Linked DNA regions of Homo sapiens: all the other regions are linked to region 3. Evidence: chromatin contacts called from ENCODE Hi-C or POLR2A ChIA-PET data. All regions are on one chromosome and are shown on one strand. The core of a region is the stretch at or near the end of the contact, and the rest is flanking DNA. Distances in the headings are between cores, read along the strand shown.

Region 1 (4,566 bases), core at 919-3,418, 1.5 Mb before region 3:
GATTCCTTCCACCTGTGACTGACCCTGTACAGGCAGTGAGACTGATGAGCCTCATTGGCTTCACTTTAAGAATGGCAGAAGGACACTGGCTTTGGCTGCAGTAGTTTTTTGGGCCTCAGGAAGTCATGCACGTGTTCCAGAAGGGGCACAGCACCAAAGCTAACTCTGGCAGAGACTGATTATACACACAATCCCCTAACCAAGGCTTGGCAAATGAGGCATGGCCTCTCCAGTCAAATCCAGCCTGCCATTTCTCTGTGTAAATAAAGTTTTACTAGAACAGGTACAGTGCTCATTTATGTGTCTTCTGTGGATGTTTCTGCATTGTGAGGGGAGAGCTGAATAATTTGTAGTAGACCATATGGCCCACAAAGCCTAAAATCTTCTACAGGAACTTTTCAGACCCCACCCTAGATGAGAGGATGGTGCATCAGAGCATAGTTTGCATTGGACCAGGACATACAAAAGGGGCAGGATTTCAGTCATTTGGGGGCGTTTTTTAGACTTAGGGGCCAGTTAGGATTTCTGGCTTGGGCAGCACAGCCAGTGATACAGTTAACCAATAGTAAATGCAGACAGTACATTTTGGGGAAGGAGGAAGGACTAAAAAGAGTTTTGCTTTAGATTCGTTTAGTTTGCAGTCTCTGAAACCTCTGGTTTAGGTGCCTGGAAAGCAAGGAGGGAAATGCAGACTTGGAGCTCTCTCCTCTGTTCTCATCGAATTTTCTACAATCAGCTACCAAAACTACTACTTCCCACTGCTAGTTGGTAGGCTTCAATTCTGAGGGCAGAAGTTACATCTTCCTGACTTTTTGGCTATTAATCCCTCTGCTCGAACCCCAGGACTCAAAAGGGTCCTTGGCACAGGGAAGGCAGATATCTGTTATAGGTAAAAAGGAGCCATTTTCAGAGTCAGTTTCCATCAGGGAAAGTTACTTGGGGGCACAGCTGTGGCGCCTACCTCTAAGGAGCTCCCAAACTCTTTGGGACACAAAACACACAGAGATCTAAAGATGACATCTATTAACCAAAGCGTAGTCTGTATGAGCCAAATGAGGGGTGTGGACTGCTGCAGAGGGAGTCATTCCAAGTTAAGGTCTCCTAGAGGAAGTGCCACTTGACGCCAGAGCTTTGAAGAATGGGTAGGGGAGAGAAGGCAGTCATCTCAATGATCTTCCAGGAAGAGAGAACAGGAATTCTCTTAGCAATTTACCCCGTCCTTTGAACAGAGAGCACACCAAACCCAAGCCACAGAAAGACAACTGGTAGATAAGTGATATTTTCTTTTTTTTTTTTTTTTGACAGAGTCTCACTCCGTTGCCCAGGCTGGAGTGCAGAGGCACAATCTTGGCTCACTGCAACCTCCACCTCCCGGGTTCAAGCGATTCTCCTGCCTCAGCCTCCCAAGTAGGTGGGACTACAGGTGCTCGCCACCATGCCTGGCTGTTTTTTTTTTTTTTTTTTTTTTTGTATTTTTAGTAGAGACGGGGTTTCACTATGTTGGCCAGGCTGGTCTTGAACTCCTGACCTCATGATCCGCCCACCTCATCCTCCCAAAGTGCTGGGATTACAGGCATGAGCCACTGCGCCCAGCTGATAAGTGATATTTTCAAAGGCTCCCCACATGGGTTCCCCACAGGGTGGAGGGCACAGGTTTACACGAGCTGAATTTTTTCAAACCAGTCTTTCTAGCACAACAGAACTGACAAGAGATGAGAGTCCTGAAGACATAGTCTGGGTACAGTGAGAAGAGCCCAGAATGGAGGAAGCATTCTTTTTTCCTCTAGGGATAAATTTTAGTTCATGATTTAAGTCAACAGAAGAGAAAAATGTAAATGCCTGAGGAAGTCATGAAGCAGCGATTCCTCCTAAGAGGCTGTAACCCCCACTGGGGAGTGTATGTGATCTTGAGGGAGTGGGGGAAGTAAAAATGAGTCCTAAAATATTTTTAAAACAACAGATGCCTTCCAGTGGGGGCCCTTTTGGATGGAAGAAAGGGATGGCCACCAAAGCATCAGGTGTCCCAGCTGCTGAGTACTGCATTCAATATTTAGCCTGGCCTTGGAACTTCTGTGAGAGGCAGTTTTAGAAGAGCTGCAATCTCTGCTTTCCAGGGCAATCCGGCTGAAGAACCAGTTCTGAAGAGACCTGCTACGGCTTAATGTTTCCAAATCAGAAAACATAACCCCAAGTGACACTGGCAGGGTTCCTGGGAAGCACTCCGGGTTGGCAGGAGATGCTCCAAGCTCAGCGGGACAACTTTTAACCTGTTCTCCAGCACTCCCTCTCCCTCCCAATCATGCAAAGTCCCAAATCCTAACATTGGCAGTAAGTCTAACTTGAAAACATTCCTTCTGTATCCACAGAACTCCACCTCGCAACATTCTATGGCTCTCACATGAGAGCTGAGGGTCTAAGAACAAAGAACATTCTCTTTCCAAATGAGCAAGAACAGGAAATCCCACACGGTGCCCTTGTCAACTAAGCTGCTGAGAGGTACAAAACAAATGTTAACAAATGTCTCTTATTTCCTGAGACAAGATTTGTGGAGGTTGGGCTGCAACACTTTTCAATTTAGCAAGCTGAAGAGGGGACAGAAAGTTAAACTTTAAAAGCCAGGTGTTAGGTCCACAAAGACAAAAGATCCAAGTGATTTTAGATCATTTAGGAGGCCATTTGGTAAATGAATGAAACAGGAGGGAAGAAATCACCCCCGCTGTGCTAAAGGATATAGTGTCTCAAGTGAAGCTGACCACCTTACAGCTGGGCATCATGGCCTCCAATTAGAGACAAAGAGTCCAAGAGTCAGCCAGGAACCAGGAGGGCCCTGGGTGTGCCTAACCCCGCACTGCCCAAGGACTGGCACCCTAGGCTTCTTGGGTCCCAGCTGCCAGGCTGCCTTGGTGACTTTTGCTTTCTCATCTATACAATGAGGATGGTGTCTAAGATCTCTCTCAACCAACTCTCTACTCTTTATCACACTGCCTTGTAATTTACCTGTCCACATGTCTGTCTCCCACACTGGAATGTACACTGCTTTCATCCATCTTGGCAGAGAGACCCGAGTGCCCGCTGTATCCACGCTCAGATGGCCAAGTGCATGAATGACAGTGTCGCCATAAACGCAAACACAATGTCTCAAACACAACACTAAGAAACTTACCTCAGAAAACAAACCACTAAGATATCCCAACATATAACATTATATATTAAATCCGACCATACAGCTGGCTACCTCTCCTTATGTTCAGCAGTTCTACAATATGAGCCAGAACCACAAGAATATGGTTGTGACACGCACAAAAAGAGCAGACTGGAAAGGACTAAATCCTAAAAGGAGAGGTGAAAGGTGACCACGCACCAAAAAGCCCTAATCTTCAAACAATCAGAAACAAACGGCAAAATCCTAAGTGCTTTACAAATACGATGGGTTTTCCCTGTTTTCCCCTTTAAAAATAAATCTGAAAACCACTGAGACTAATAATATATAATCCTTTAGTTTACTGCTTAGCTTTTAAAGACAGAAAATTACTTAAGAAATCAAACGTAACCACTTAGTGTGGCACAGGTACATTTCAAGAATAAGAATTTGCAATTAAAACAAAATAATTTTCCCAGACTGGTAGTGCTGCGAATTACAGAATTCATGAAAAACAGAGTAGTGGTCTGAGGTGTTTCAAACCAGACATGGCTCAGGGAAACAACCACTCAAGCACACAAGTGGCATTTTGTGATCAAATTTATTTTTTGTTTAAATTTCATTTACTTTGTTTTACTGTAATTTACACAAGAGACTGGCAAGTAAACTAGGTATTTTACATTCACCACACATTCCCTCAAATCTCCACAGTTGTTAGAAAAACATTAAAATCCATGCGCCGGGCTCTCATTTCCATGTGCGCCTAAGCTCCCAATGATACTACAGATGCCAGCGAGAGTTAAGTTCATTAAAAGGAGAGGGCTAGACTCTTTATTTCACAAAATTAGCAATAATCTTCCTCGCACCAAACACTTTGCAGACAATGATTATGCTCTGACAAAACCTATCTTACAACAGTGCCCAGAGAGTAAACATCAGTCTTTATCCTGAGTACACAAAGGATGTATGAAATGTGGGTTTTGTTGCTGAGGATAACAGGGTATTGCAATGCAGTAGTGATCCTACACATCCTTCCTTGTCTGATTCACTGAAATCACTCCAGTGGGGGAGGGATGCAGGACATGTGGGAAAACGAGGAGCAGGCAGGGCAGGACTGTCAGCAAATCAGATTACTAATGTGATTTGACTGCAGGGGTTGGCGTGTTTTAGGAGGGACAGGAGGTTACAAAAGACAGTTTGTGACCTGAAGGCTTCAACAATATAATTCTATTCAAGCTTCCAGGACTGACAGAGGAAAAACTGGATTCAGACAGAGAAAGCTGATAAAAATCTTACCTAGCTATTGTTCCTTCCTTTAAATAAAAAATAAAATTAAATTAAAAAAAGTGGCAGCCGTTTCTGACCAGCACTCTCATGATGCCTATTCAGAATCTGTCCTGATGACGTCCTACTTGAGAGCACATCCC
Region 2 (4,265 bases), core at 1,115-3,614, 1.8 Mb after region 3:
TCACCTCTAGTTCCTCGTAGCGGCGGCCCAGCAGCACGAGCTCAGGGTCGGCCCCAGGGAGGTGTTTCATCACCAGGTTGTGACTGGAGGTGGTGTTAAGGAGCGGGGTGGTGGGCAGAGGGAGGTGGTGGTTTCCGCAGCCTTACTGATGGGAACAGCATTGCCTCCTTTGCTCAGAGCTTACTCTGTGCCCGGGAGGGGCCAGGGTCTCCGCTTATACGTGAGAAAATTAGGGTTCAAAGAAGTAAAGGGCCCTCCTCTCCATTCTGTGGCAGTCATCACTAGTCAATCTCTCTTGCCCACCCAACATGGAGACCACCTCAGAATCCTCTGGGAGCCACTACCAATCAATTCAACTTGTCAGTTGAAAACCATCTGCCACCCCTTTCTGAAGTTACGTGGAGATTCTCCCAGGTGCCCATCCCATTTCCCCTCCCCCAGAACAGAAGGATACTAGAATGGAATGTCCTGCGTGACGAAAGCCTTCACCTGGGGAGGAACCAGAGCATCAGAGACCATGACCTCAGTCTACTCGAGGTACAGACGAGACACTGAAGCCCAGTGAGGTCATAAAGCAAGTCAGGTGCAGGCTAGACTCTCAGCCTAGGCTAGACTCTCAGCCTAGGGATCCTTCCCCCCTCCCCGCCCCAGTCATTGGGACCATGTTGCCCACTCCCCAAGAGGCTCAGGGGGAACAGAGCTAGGGACCTCTTCCTTCAAACTCACCTCCTTTAGGCGGTTCAGCTGTCATCCCCCGCAGGTCTGGAGGGGGATAAAATGGGATAGGTCAGGAGTCCTTCACGTTTATTCCAGTCACATCCCCAAAGCCATACTTCCTTATCCCTGAGTTGGGTCGGGCTGTGAGTTATCCCCGGATCAGCAGTTCCCAAGGTCTGAAGGAAATGCTGGACCCTTGTGGGCAGAAGGGGGAACTGTGTATACAGGTGGGGAGACTCAGGCCTAGAGACACCAGGGGAAAAGAGCAAGGCCAGAGACCCACAGTGTGCCTGCCAGCCTTGGGGCCTGTACATCCTACTGGCTGTGGACTGACTCCCAATGCCCAGGGGAAATGATCACCCTGCTCCTCTTAAGCAGTAGAGACCTGGGCTTGGCCTTTGATCCCTGAAATCTCACAGTGGAGGCAGAGCAGAAGGAAACACCTCAGAATGGCCCTGGGGGCCCCCATTGGAGACACCTACCATCTGGTCCCTACTCTACACAGGCAGACCTCACCCTGCCTGCCACCTGCGGCCCAGCCCCACAGACCATGTGGTTGCTTCCCTGACATGGGAGGATGGGAGGGCTCCTCCCTGCCTTCCCTGAGGAGATGCCACCATCCAGCAGGAGTCTAGACCCCAGGACCACCCACTCCAGCCCTCCTCCATCCTACCCTCAGCCCTTTTCTTAGAGACAGGGTCTCACTATGTCCCCCAAGCTGGTCTTGAACTCCTGGGCTCAAGCAATCCTCCTGCCTTGGCCTCCCAAAGTGCTGGGATTACAGGCGTGCACCACCGGCACCCAACCATTCTACACCCTTTTGTCAGACAGAGCTGACAAAAAGCTCAGAGGCGGGCTGTGATGGTCAAAGTCACATAGCAAGACAGGGACTCCGAACGGGAATTTCCTGGTTGGGGGAGGATGGGAGGCTGCTGCAGAGTAAATGTTGGCAACCAAGTTCCCAACTCGGTTGCCCCTCCGAGTTGGCCCCCTTCCCCGGATCCTGCATATGGGAGGAGGCACCCAGAAAGTCTTCTTTCCCCCCAGGAGAAGGAAAAGAGACTTTCTGGAGCCTCCAGCCCTGGAACCGGGTCGGGGGGGAATTCCAGGAAAACATGAAGTGATGGGGGATGGGAAGTTGGGACAGGATTGGGAGTCATAGGCCACGAGAAGAGTTAGGAGACTGCGTCAGTGTGTCTGGGTGTCCGCTGTCGGACCGGGTAGGGGGAGCTGGGGAAGGGTTCGGAGTTCCAGGCCCCAAAGTCGGTGTCTCAGGCTTCCACGGTGGATGCTGGGGCCATCTGGGGCTAGGGAACAGGAGGGATGGTCCCGGCGCCAGGGGGAAAGCAGGGAGACTCGCGGTTCGAGGTGGTCTTGGGGCCGGGACGGACGGTGCTCCCATGGGGCCGCAGGGTTGGGGAACGATAGTGCCGGGGCTGGAGGCCGGCGTACTCACCTCTACCCGGGCGCGGGTTAGGCCGCTCAGACGGTTCCAGTCCGGCCGGTAGGCAGTGGCGGCTGTGGCTGGGGCCACAAGCGCCGCGAGAAGCAGCAGCAGCGCCAGCGGAGGCAACAGGAGGCTCATCGGGACCCGGCCGCAGATGATGCGCAAGCTGGAGGCGAACCTCCGAGTCGCTGCGCCACGTCTGGGCCCCCAGGCTGGCCCCGCCCCCGCCCCCGCCCCCACTCCCGCTAGAGGCCCAGTCCCGCTGGAGACCACGCCCCCAGCGCTCGGTCTCCGCCCCAGGACTCCCCGCCGTTACCTCCCGCTAGCTCAGGGCGAGGTCCTGGCTCCTCCCTGGCGTTTGGGCCGTCACTTTCCCAGGTCCGAGAGTGTCGACGCTCCTTTTGTCGACCGAGGATGTGGACGCTCCCCCAGGATGCGGCCAGGCAGCGCCACCTCACGCCGGCAGAGGGTGCCGGCGAGACGCTGAGGGACACTGGAGTTTCTGAGCCGAACCTGCGACTTTAAGATAGGGAAACTGGTAGGACATCCAAGAAAAAAAAAGGAAAGAAAGAAAGAAGAATAAATAAGGGAAACTGGCTTTCTGAGGACTCCTCGCTTTGGAGCGTGGGAGATGAGGAGTGAGGTTCGGTGGAGGGGGTGCGGCTTCTGGGAGCCACTGAGACCTACCAGCGTGTCTTCTTACCATCCACAGCTACTGCTGAGCAGACTTTCTGACCTGGGGTGAGGAAAGGAATTTGCTATTCAAAGGTGGGAAAATGCAAGGAGGGTTACAGCTGATAGGCCACAACAGGGTCTTAAATCAGCTGGGTTAAATTTATGGAGTCAGGATTTACTTTTTTTTTTAATGTGGCTATCCAATTCAATTAAAAATCTTGTCTTTTTCATTGCTACTCTGCCGCGTTACCTCTGTTATATATAAATAGGCAACCACGGCCGGGCGTGGTGGCTCACACCTGTAATCCCAGCACTTTGGGAGGCCGAGGTGGGTAGATCACTTGAGGTCAGAAGTTCGAGGCCAGCCTGGCCAACATGGTGAAACCCCATCGCTACTAAAAATACAAAAATTAGCTGGGCGTGGTGTGGGCGCCTGTAATCCTAGCTACTTGGGAGGCTGAGGCAGGAGAATCACTTCAACCTGGGAGGCAGAGTTTGCAATGAGCCGACATCCTACCACTGCACTCCAGCCTGGGCGACAGAGACTGTCTCAAAAATAAATAAATAAATAAATAGGTAACCATATAAATATATGGGAGTCTACTTCTGAATATCATACCCTATTCTAGTCCTTCAGTGGGTTTGTCTAACTACGCTGTCTTATTAACTATAGCTTTATAGTCAGACTTGACATCTGGTTGTGTGTTGGTCCTCTAGCTTTGTTCTTTCTTTCTTTCTTTTTTTTTTTGAGACGGAGTCTCGCTCTGTTGCCCAGGCTGGAGTTCAGTGGCCTGATCTCGGCTCACTGCAACCTCCGCCTCCCGGGTTCAAGCAATTCTCCTGCCTCAGCCTCCCGAGTAGCTGGGACTACAGGCACGCGCCACCACGCCCAGCTAATTTTTTTGTATTTTTAGTAGAGATGGGGTTTCACTGTGTTAGCCAGGATGTTCTTGATCTCCTGATCTCATGATCCGCCCGTCTCAGCCTCCCAAAGTGCTGGGATAACAGGTGTGAGCCACTGCGCCTGGCCCATTTTTTTTTGTTTTTTTGTTTGTTTGTTTTTTTGAGACAGAGTCTTGCTCTGTCAGCCAGGCTGGAGTGCAGTGGCACGATCTCAGCTCACTGCAACCTCCACCTCCCAGGTTCAAGCGATTCTTCTGCCTCAGCCTCCCAAGTAGCTGGGATTACAGGTGCCCACCACCACGCCCAGCTAATTTTGTATTTTTAGTAAATATGGGGGTTTCATCATCTTGGCCAGGCTGGTCTCGAACTCCTAACCTCAAGTCATCCACCCGCCTTGGCCTCCCAAAGTCCTGGGATTACAGGTGTGAGCTGCTGGGCTGGCTATTTTTTTTTTTTTTTTGAGACAGAGTCTTGCTCTGTTGCCCAGGCTGGAGTGCAGTGGCTCAATCACAGCCTGAACCTC
Region 3 (4,232 bases), core at 570-3,069:
CGCTGCCGCAGGGCCTTCACGTAGTCGAAACTGTCCGGGCTGCAGATGTCGTAGACGAGCACGAAGGCGTCCGTGTCCTGCAAGCTCCAGTCCTTAGCGTCTGGCCACTCCTGGGGACAGGAGGCCAGGGTTTGCGGAAGCCTCCTTTCCACTCTTCCGCTCTCGAACCCTCTGCAGGGGCCTGGACGCTAATCCTCAGGCCAACATCACCCCCATACAGACCTCTGTGCCCCTCCCCCAAGCTTTCCGGGCCGTCTCCTCATGACCACCAGGGTAAAATTTTCCAAATCGTGCCTGGAGCCTGTCAGCCAGCCTCCTTCATCCTTGGTCTCCCCTCTGTTTACCCCGAATCTTCCTCTTTTCAGCTTTCCCCAACTCGGCTCAGGCCGCTCTCCTCCCTAGATGCTCTCGGTGCTTACCACGGCCTCTAAGACTAATTCCAAAGCCCTTGGCCCGAGTCCCGTGGTCCACCACGCCCCCAGATTGTCAGCTGTAACCGTTTATGACCGTAGCGTAAGCACCTGCTGGTCTTTCCACCTGGTATGTTTTTGCCACTTCCTTTACTCAGAACTTCACTCGGTCTTCCAGGTTCAGCTCAAATGCCACTCCCTCCAGGAAGCCCTGCTTAATCCTGCCTGCTCTTTCCTCTTCACTGCTCTAGGGTCGGAGGTCTGTCCTTTACTTTGCACAAATTACTAAACGAGTCTTCGCTCCAGGGGACAAAAATGATAGGGCAGAGAATGAACCCCTCCACCAGCCCCCGTAGAAAGTACACCCCTGCTCCTGACCCCAGTCTCTCCCATTGTAGCTCTGCTCAAGGCCCCAAACACAAAACGCCACACTCTCGGGAAGGCACCGTTATGCACCACCAAGAGCTGCTCCACACCCCCAGCCGAGGCAGGCAAAGGTGGAGGCGCTCACAGGAGCAAGGGAACGCCCCTGGGCAAAATCGCCCGGCCTCCAGCCTGGGCTTGGGCGTCTCCAGGTCGGCGGGAAGGGCTGAAACGCAAGTATCCCAGGACGCACACACATCCCTCCATCCCGGAGCACAGCCAGGCGCCCGAGGCCTCCACGCGGACACGCACGTGTGCACCGAGCACGCACACCCCTCACACTGTCACACGCCCCTGCCCGCTCCTCGAGCCGCTACCTCCGGACCCCCGGGGCTCGAGCCGGGGCCAGCGACGTCGCCGTCGCGGATGCTCAAGTCGTAGACGGCGCCGTCGAGCAGCACCGCGGGTCGGTAGAGGCGCGGCCCGTCCGTGGGCCGGTGGCGCTCGGGGTAGTCACCGAACAGGAACTGGCGGATGATGGCCGTCTTGCCCACGCCCGGGGCGCCTAGAACGGCCACCCGCAGGCTACCCCCCATGGCCGGCCGGCGCTGTCGCTCCCCGCGCTGGAAAGCCTCATGGGCCGGCGCCGCACCGTGCGCCCCCAGGCCGTGCGCCCCGCGCGCCCTGCCCGGTGCGCCACGGCCCCGTCGCGCTTCTCGTCGCCCCTCGGAGCACCGAGACCGGAGAGGGCAGGCCCGAGGCAGGAGCTGGCGGCGGGAGGGCAGACAGACAGCCGAGTGGGCAGACAGGTGGCGGGCGCGCGAGCGGCTCGGGCGGGTGCCGAAGCTCGAGAGAGAGCAGAGCCGGAGCGGCGCTCAGACACCGCCTCCGCCCCGCAGCGCCAACCCAGGCGCCGGCGGACGCGCGAGGCGCCGAAGTCCGCCCCTCTCGCGGCGCGGGTCCCGCAGCGGTGCGGGGCGCGGGGGGCAGCGCTGCCTCCCGGAGCCTCTGTGCCTCTATCCTTCTCTCGCTTCCGCGCCTGGAGTCGCCGCCCCAGCCGCCGGCGCGAGCGAGCGGGGCCTCCCGGAGGCGGCGATGAGGTAACCGCCCGCCCCTCCCACCTTCCCCCACCGCCCAGGACGCCCCTCCCAGGAAGGGTCGCAGGAAGGTGACTGGGGGACAGAGATCCCGGAGAGGGCCTACCCCTTCCTTACCTCCTCCGCGTGTCCCGCTCCTCTCACCCGCTCCAAAATAGAAGCCCCTTCCCACCCACTGCCGCGGCCGCTCTTCCAAACACTGCTCGCCCCCACGCTGGCTCCCGACAAGCCCCGGCCCCCGGAGTCAGGCCGCCCGGGGTCCGAATTGGGGGGGGCGGCTGTGTGACCTTGGGCGAATCGCCGCACTGCGCTGGGTCTGCGCTCCGCATCCATCACAGGCAGACTCCTCAAGAGGCTCCAACCTTTTCTTGAGAGCCTACTATGTGCCAGGCCCATTACCTACGTGATTCTCGAACCTACAGCCTCAGCCTGGCATCGCTGGTTGAGAGAAGAGGAAACAGGCCCGAGAGGGGAATCTGCAAGGTTAGAAGGGCAGTGGGGGGGCCCTTGAAGTCTCCTTTGAAGTCCCTCCTACCTTCCTCCTGCCCACGGGGGTAAATGGCCCACACTAGACAATATTCAAACAGCCGTCCTCGAGGGGAAGTGGGGACAGAGGGTGCCGAGACCACAGCAGCTTAGCCCCAGATCCCTGTCCCAGCAAGGCTGGAGGTGACTAAATAAAGATCCAGAAATTGGCCCACTCCACCTCCATCACTACTAAGGTCACCTTTCCTGCGTGAGTTGCAACCCGTAGCGCCCCTCAAAGGGATGCAACCTCCAAAACAGGCGCCCAGAGCCCAAGTTCCCCCTCCCTCGAGCTAGTGGAGAAGCTCCTGCCCCATCACAGCTTGGAAAGCCTGGGTTAGCCCAGCCCCCCCATCCTCCGCCTCTGCTCTCCTCCCCGCTGTGTGGGGGCTCCCACGTCTCTGACCTGCACATGGCAATGCTCAAGAAATGGCGGCAATGCTCAAGAAATGGCCGCAATGCACAGATCTCTGCACTGACTAAGGAGTTCATTTATTTATCCCCTCAACAAATATTCCAAATCTTATTGCTTGTCAGGAGGCTGAGATAGATTTAAAAAACAGAAAACAGGAAAAAAAAAAAAAGTTCTGCTTTGGGAGAGAAGGTTCTAGAACACATGGGATCTAGGGACTGTCAAAGCACAGACAATGTGCCCACACCAGCCCAGGGGAAGTAGAGGAGCTAAATCCTGAAGGGGGAGGAGGCACATCCTCCAGGGAGCCTGTATAATGACAACCAGAAAGTGTCTCCAGAACAATGGCTGTGCTTTCATCCTCCCATGCTAGATCGGGGGCTGGGGTCCGCTTTCACTCCTCTCCTCAGCCACTAGGAAGCTCAGAACCACCTCTGTCTAGTGTTCCAGGTCTTCTAGCTCAGTGAGTGGGGACTGCTGGCTTCATCTTTCTTTCCTACCATGATTTTTCCCTTCACTTGATGTCCTCTTTCACGTTGTAACTTTTCAGACTTCTGGGTTTTGTTGTTTGAGACAAGGTCTTGCTCTGTCACCCAAGCTGGAGTGCAGTGGTGTGATCTTAGCTCACTGCATCCTCAACCTCCTGGGTTCAAGTGATCCTCCTTGCCTCAGTCTCTCAAATAGCTGGGACTGCAGGTGTGTACTACGACATCCAGCTGATTTATTTTTATTTTTTGTAGAGGTGGAATCTCACTATGTTGCCCAGGCTGGTCTTGAACTCCTGGCTTAAGCAATCCTCCCTCCTCAGCCTCCAAAAGTGCGAGGATTACAGGCGTGAGCCACCACATCTGGCCAAACTTCTGGGTTTTTGACTTTTCAGGCTTCTGGGTTTTGTGAGCTGCTTCAATTCCTTCGGGGAACAAGGCAAGGAGTAAATAACAAGGCACTCAGCAACACAACAACAAAACCCAGAAGTCTGAAAAGCTGACACCAGGACGGTCTTTTGTTTGTTTGTTTTGAGATGGAGTCTCGGTCTGTCACCCAGGCTGGAGTGCAGTGGTGCGATCTTGGCTCACTGCAACCTCCACCTCCTGGGTTCAAGCAATTCTCCTGTCTCAGCCTCTAGAGTAGCTGGGACTACAGGCACATGCCACCATGCCCGGCTAATTTTTGTGTTTTTTAGTAGAGACGGGGTTTCACCATATTGGTCAGGCTGGTCTCGAACTGCTGACCTCAGGTGATCCACCCGCCTCAGCCTCCCAAAGTGCTGGGGTTTCAGGCATGAGCCACTGCGCCCGGCCAGGACGGTCTTTTTTAAGGTGTTCTCAATGCTAGGCGCACTCCCGCCCACCCCTGGGTATTCTTTCTCTGAAAAACTTTCCTTGCTTCTCCTTCCGACACTGCAAACAGAGCTGTGTGTGAGGC

Evidence for each region. Hi-C counts contacts between places; a loop is a spot of excess contacts on that map. ChIA-PET counts read pairs that join two places held with the same protein, here RNA polymerase II (POLR2A). Pooled maps may share reads with other maps.
Region 1: POLR2A ChIA-PET joins it to region 3 with 23 read pairs in T-cell. The contact joins the enhancer-like site here to the promoter of RASL10A in region 3. POLR2A ChIA-PET finds 5 or more read pairs at or near these places in 2 of 52 experiments (K562 and T-cell).
Region 2: a loop to region 3 is called in a pooled map, with 2.5 times the contacts of the local background. The contact joins the promoter of SELENOM here to the promoter of RASL10A in region 3. A Hi-C loop is called at or near these places in 4 of 50 pooled maps.

The regions. Positions count from the first base shown.
Region 1 is chr22:27,847,948-27,852,513 of GRCh38, forward strand. PITPNB (phosphatidylinositol transfer protein beta) reads right to left here. Exons shown (of 12, transcript NM_012399.5): 12 at 3,722-4,566. Among named protein-coding and RNA genes, the nearest start is that of MN1, 48 kb to the left of the region's middle. RefSeq lists an enhancer at 2,338-2,856 and a silencer at 2,354-2,648. Within about 2 kb of position 2,169, at least 6 of the 41 ENCODE cell types and tissues checked have a DNase peak (open chromatin) inside an H3K27ac peak, as active enhancers do.
Region 2 is chr22:31,105,204-31,109,468 of GRCh38, forward strand. It overlaps SELENOM (selenoprotein M), which reads right to left and starts at 2,365. Exons shown (of 5, transcript NM_080430.4): 1 at 2,174-2,365; 2 at 727-762; 3 at 455-489; 4 at 5-83. The coding sequence starts at 2,302. LOC105372995 (a long non-coding RNA gene) reads right to left here. Exons shown (of 3, transcript XR_938163.3): 2 at 2,868-2,900; 3 at 2,433-2,683. It overlaps LOC124905100 (a long non-coding RNA gene), which reads left to right and starts at 2,679. Exons shown (of 2, transcript XR_007068063.1): 1 at 2,679-2,905. RefSeq lists an enhancer at 1,049-1,821.
Region 3 is chr22:29,313,878-29,318,109 of GRCh38, forward strand. It overlaps RASL10A (RAS like family 10 member A), which reads right to left and starts at 1,820. Exons shown (of 3, transcript NM_006477.5): 1 at 1,151-1,820; 2 at 1-110. The coding sequence starts at 1,369. RefSeq lists enhancers at 207-1,011, 1,012-1,816.